Regions from separate parts of the Homo sapiens genome. Here region 2 is linked to region 1. A link is a loop called in an ENCODE intact Hi-C map of the cell type or tissue named here. Cell type or tissue: ascending aorta. All regions are shown on one strand. Links, peaks and the distances in the headings refer to the core of each region. The heading gives the core; the rest is flanking DNA. Region 1 overlaps SPECC1 (sperm antigen with calponin homology and coiled-coil domains 1). Region 2 overlaps SPECC1 (sperm antigen with calponin homology and coiled-coil domains 1).

Region 1 (2,918 bases), core at 131-2,630:
CACCTGCCAACCCTGGAAAGGAGGCTGCGTGTTCGTCAGGGGCACCATCCACAGGATCGACGCATTTGTTGCCAGAGATTAAGAGAGAAGTTTAGATCTTTTAATTTTGACTGAGGTGGCTTTTCCTTCTTTTCTTTAACCAAGGACTTAGACTCCTGAAATGTTGGGGAAAAGGTTGACAGGGAAAACATCCACCCTCTTCCTGCTGTTTTTCATCTCTATATTTTTCTCTTTTGTGGTGGTGTGGTGGTGGGCAATAAATAAAAGGCATTTCATTTCAGGGGTAACCTGGGCAGATTTTGGAAAATGTAGACAGATTGCAAAATCATCCTATGTTTTCATAAAGTAAGCCCTGTAATATCCAGTCCTTTATTTTTTTTTTTTATTTAGAGAGAGGTTTTCACTCTGTCACTGTCCCAAGTAGCTGGGACTACAGGTGTGCACCACCATGCCTGGCTAATTTTTGTATTTTTTGTAGAGACAGAGTCTTGCTATGTTGCCCAGGCTGGTCTCAAACTCCTAGACTCAAGTGATCCTCCCACTTTGGCCTCCCAAAATATTGGAATTACAGGCATGAGCCACTGTGCCTGGACTGTAATAGTCATTTCTAAGTAATTCTAATCATAACATAAAAGGGTGTCTTGATTAAACAGATACTTTATTAAGTCATCTCCATGAGTCAGTCAGACTGACAGGTTGCTGGTTGATTCTGCAGTAATTGGTGAAATTCATCAGTAATTCTCTTCAAGAGTCACTCCGGCTCTGTTCATTCATTTTATATTGGGAGGAGGTCCTCATGAAATTAGTTACTGTATAGGTCTCAACCTATGCATTCTTTCATTGTTGCTGTGGAAACAAGCAATAAAAATCGTGGGTTGAAGAAGAAAAATAATCGGTGCTGAACATCTGTAAAATACATGATAATTAACTTGCTTTCTGTAATCCAGAATTTTAAAAAAATCATCATACTTGGAACAAAGCTGAGACTCATAAGGTTCTGAACTAATTATGTAACTGAATCATTAATAGTTTTCCTTGGAAACACTGTGGAAAACAAATTACGCCGCCTTTAAAGGAGTGTTTCCACTGGTAGCAGCATTCACAGAGCCGCTGCCATCAGCTCTGCAGCGTGAGCTCAGTCAGATGCATGCCTGGACACACGCCACCAGCTGGTCACTGTTTCAATAGGGTCGGGAACTAGATGGTCGGGAACTAGAGAGACATTGTCAGGAGAAACAAGGTCGCAGACTGAGCAGGATGCTGCCTGTGGTTCTTCTCGTGGCTGGCTAACGGGCTGTGAGGGGAGAGGCAGCCAGGGACGCTAGCACTGGCCGCCATCCCCCGGGGGCAGTTAGTGAGACCCACCCTGCCCCCACCCTGTGCACTGTGAGAGTGGCAGTTAGAATTGGTTGTCACTTGTGGGTGTTTTGTAAAGTGCATTTCTGATGTTCTTTGAAAGGACAGAACATCATGGGTTTGGTGCCCTGTGTCACACCCTGAGTCCATGGGGACAGGCGGAGTCAGGGTTGGGGCTGGAAGAGAACCGAGAGGGCATTTAATCCAGTCCTGTTATGTTATTGACAGAAGAAACAGAGGCTCTGAGAGGGTGAGGGATGGACCAGGCCGCTCCTTGCTCAGGAATCACAGTGCCGGTCCCTGCTGGCCAGTCTCGGGCTGCCTTCCACATCTCTGTGTGGATTTTCCCCTGATGTCTTCAGCTGTATCTTGCTGGTTTGAACAATTTTCCTTTCATAAAATATTGTAGTTAGGGCAGTCACTCTGCCCAACAGTGTTGGGTCTGACCAATTAAAATATGCTTCATTAATTTTTTATGATACCCATTTTTATCCAAAAGAAGAAAAAAGTCATTTTGTGCTTCTGTGAATTCTTTCAAGTAATTCATTTATGTTTATTTTAAAAATAAGTATATTGTTCCTTTGTCAACCCTAAAGCCACAAAGCTTATGGGCATTTTATTGGTTGACTCTGGCTGACCTGTTTTATCTGGGTGTGAGATACAGATACATAGTGTATGGGTATTTGGTGGAATGCTGTCTCAGGTCATTCTGCTGAAAAGTGATGTCAGGACATCAGTAATGTGGATATGTTTCAGTAGTTTGGTAAAAGCTGTTATGGAGTTGTAAAAATTAGCCTAGTATAAAGCCTATAAACCCATCTTAGGAATATTCTATTTCCAGCCAAATCATAGGTGCTCCTACTCTGTGATAGTTCATGGTGACGTGGTATGTGGGGTGTAAAGTGTGATGATGTCATGCAGCAGGTTCAAGTGATGGAGACATGTTTTTCTTTTCTGCTCTTTTGCAGGACAGACCCACGAAGTCAAGCATGCGGAGTGCAGCCAAGCCCTGGAACCCAGCCATCAGAGCAGGGGGCCACGGCCCAGACCGGGTGCGGCCTCTGCCTGCAGCCTCTTCCGGCATGAAGAGTTCTAAGTCTTCAACTTCCTTGGCTTTTGAGTCCCGACTCAGCAGGGTATGGATCAAAATGCACAGGGCCAGGCAGAGCGCCTGGATACCCTGGGTTGGGAGGATTGAAGAGGGCAGTAAGCAAACCAGTGGCCTCTCGGGGCAGGGAAGGAGGCTCCCAAGGAGGGGTCGCAGGAGGACCAGCATGCCTGGACATGAAGGAATAGAGCTAGCGGGTGGGAGTGGGGGCCCTCTGGGGTCCAGAAAGGAGGTCTGCAAAGTGTTTAACACAGTAATTAAGGTCCTCTGCCCTGGGTTGCATGGACATCCCGGCAGTTTTGCCCCAAGCACGGCCCTGGATAGGGGTCGAGGTCATGCACGATCTTTGCAGCCCCCCACAATCCAGTTGTAGTTCTTCAAGCCCCTCTTACTGGACCCCGCAGCAGCATGGACGCTGTTGATTACGCCCTTCATGAGGGAGTGCGTTCTCCTC
Region 2 (2,918 bases), core at 115-2,614, 69 kb before region 1:
GTGACTGGCTTCTTTCACTTAGCATAAGGTTTCCGAGATTCATCCTTGTAGCATGTAGCTGGATGTCACTCCTTGTATGGGCAGATAATATTCTAGTGTATGGATAATACCGCATGTTATTTACCTGTTCATCAGATGATGGGCATATGGGTTCTTACCACCTTTGCTGTTATGAATAATGTTGCTATAAATGCCCATGTACAAGTTTTTATGTGGATATATGTTTTCATTTTTTTGGTTATAGACCCAGGAGGAATATTCCTGGGTCATACGGTAACTCTGTATTTAATAATTTGAGGAGCTGCCAGACTGTTTTCCAAAGTGGCTGCATCACTTTACATTCCCAACAGCAGCGAATGAGGTTTCTGATTTTTTCACATCCTTACCAACATTTGTTATTACCTTTTTATTCTAGCCATCCTAGTGCATATGAAGTGGTGTCTACATTCTACATTGTGGTTTTGATTTATATTTCCCTGATGACTAGTGATGTTGAGCATCTTTTCGTGTCTTTATTGGCCAATTGTATATAGTCTTTAGATAAGTGTATATTCAAGGCTTTTACCCATTTTTGAATTGGGTTGTTTTGTTGTTGTTCTTGAGTTGTAGGAGTTCTTTATATATTATAAATATTAAATATTTATCAGATATATATAATTTGCAGATATTTTATTTCTTCCATTATGTGGGTTGTCTTAATTTTCTTTTTTTTCCTTTTTTTGTTGACGTAATAATTATACATATTTATGAGGTACAGAGTGATAATTTGATACATGTATGCAATGTGTAATGATTGAATCAGGGTAATTAGGATATCCATCATCACAAACATTTATCATTCCTTTGTGCTGGGAACATCCAAAATCTCTTCTAGCTTTTTGAACATGTACAATAAGTTATTGGTAACTATACTCGCCCTACAGTTCTATAGAACACTAAAACTTATTCTTCTTACATAGCTGTAAATTTTTATCCATTAACTTTTCCCAAGCCTCCCCTTCTAATTCTGTGACCCCATTTTCTTTTTAGCACCCATGTCTGAGTGAGAACATGTACTGTTTATCTTTTTGTGCTTTACTTATTTCATTAAATATAATGTCCTCCAGGTTCATCCATGTTGCTGGGATGACAGGATTTCATTCTTCTTTAATGGCTGAATAGTATTCTATTGAGTGTATATGCCACATTTTCTTTATCCATTCATCTGTTGATGCACATTTAGATTTATTCCCTGTCTTGGCTGTTGTGAACAGTGTTGCAATTAACATGAGAGTGCATATATTTCTTCAGTATACTGACTTCTTTCCTTTGGATAAATACCCAGTAGTAGGGTTGCTGGATCATATGGTAGTTCTATTTTCAGTTTTTTGAAAAACCTCAGTATTATTTTCCATAATGGCCATTACCAATTTGCATCCCTACCCACAGTGTATAGGAGTTCCCCTTTCTCCAAATCTTTGCCAGCATCCATTATATTTTGTCTTTTTGATAGTAGCCATTCTAACTGGAGTGAGAGGATATCTCATAGTGGTCTTGATTTTTATTTCTCTGATGATTAGTGATGGTGAGCATTTTTTCATACTTGTTGGCTATTTTATACTTGCAAGGCTCCCAGAATAGCCAAAACAAACTTGAAAAACAAGAACAAAGTGTAGGATGACTCACACTTCCCAATTTAAAAATTTATACACTAACAAGTAATCAAGACAGTGTGGTACTGGCAGAATGATAGTGACATTTGTATGTCTTCCTTTGAGAATGTTTATTCAGATCTTTTGCCCATATAAAAACCAGATTATTTGCTTTTTTGCTGTTGAGTTGTTTTAGTCACTTGTGTGTTCTGGATACTAGTCCCTTGATGGATGGATAGTTTGCAAATATTTTCTCCCATTCTACAGGTTGTCTTTTCATTCTGTTGTTTCCTTTGCTGTGCAGGAGCTTTTTAGTTTAATAAAGTGCTATTTTTCCATTTTTGTTTTTGTTGCCTGTGTTTTTGAGGTTTTAGCCATAAGATCTTTGCCTGGACCAATGTCCTGAAGCGTTTTTCCTTATGTTTTCTACCAGTAGTTTTATAGTTTTGGGTCTTACATTCAAGTCTTTAATTCAGTCTGAGTTGATTTTTCTATATGGTGAGAGATAGGGGTCTAGTTTTATTCTTCTGCATATCGATATCCAGTTTTCCTAGTATCATTTATTGAAGGGGTGTCATTGTCAAAAATCAGTTGACTATAAATATGTGGATTTATTTTTGGGTTCTTTATTCTGTTCCATTGGTCTATGTGTCTGTTTTTCTACTAGTACCATGCTGTTTTGGTTACTGTTGCTTTGAAGTCAGGTAGTATGATGCCTCCAGCTTTGTTCTTTTTGCTTAATATTGCCTTGGCTATTTTGGCTTTCCATTTCTTGATGGTGTCCTTTCCAGCACAAAGGTTTTTCATTTTGGTAGGTACAATTTACCCTATTTTACCTTAGTTGGTCATGCTTTTGGTGTCATGTCTAAGAATTCTTTGTCAAACCTAACGTCTTTAAGATTTACCCGTATGTTTCCTTCTAAGAGTTTTACAGTCGTAACTCTTACGTTTAAGTCATCAATTCATTTTTGAATTAATTTTTGCATATGGTGTGATGGAGGGTCCAACTTCATTTTTTTTTTCATGTGACTATCTGATTATCCCAGACCTATTTGTTGAAAAGAATGGTCTTGTTGACCTTTTTGAAAATCATTTGGGCTGGATGTGGTGGCTGATGCCTATAATCGCAGCACTTTAGTGTGATGGAGGGTCCAACTTCATTTTTTTTTTCATGTGACTATCTGATCATCCCAGACCTATTTGTTGAAAAGAATGGTCTTGTTGACTTTTTTGAAAATCATCTGGGCTGGATGTGGTGGCTCATGCCAGTTATCCCAGCACTTTGGG

The links. Hi-C counts contacts between places; a loop is a spot of excess contacts. Peaks named below come from ENCODE experiments on the same cell type or tissue, not always from the same donor. Only the 100,000 strongest peaks of a DNase experiment are listed, where the experiment ranks them.
Region 2: it touches region 1 in a loop (4-fold over the local background); 19 of 110 quality-filtered maps call a loop at or near these places.

What each region holds. Positions count from the first base shown.
Region 1 is chr17:20,094,307-20,097,224 of GRCh38, forward strand. SPECC1 (sperm antigen with calponin homology and coiled-coil domains 1) reads left to right here. Exons shown (of 15, transcript NM_001243439.2): 2 at 2,325-2,492. The coding sequence starts at 2,346. Among named protein-coding and RNA genes, the nearest start is that of SPECC1, 86 kb to the left of the region's middle. In ascending aorta, for the core only: CTCF peaks have their summits at 1,171 and 1,398; a DNase peak (open chromatin) is centred at 1,165; H3K4me3 peaks cover 966 bases; H3K27ac peaks cover 2,500 bases.
Region 2 is chr17:20,025,478-20,028,395 of GRCh38, forward strand. The region is part of intron 1 of SPECC1 (sperm antigen with calponin homology and coiled-coil domains 1); the gene reads left to right. Among named protein-coding and RNA genes, the nearest start is that of SPECC1, 18 kb to the left of the region's middle. In ascending aorta, for the core only: no CTCF peak of the experiment used is centred there; no DNase peak of the experiment used is centred there; H3K27ac peaks cover 941 bases.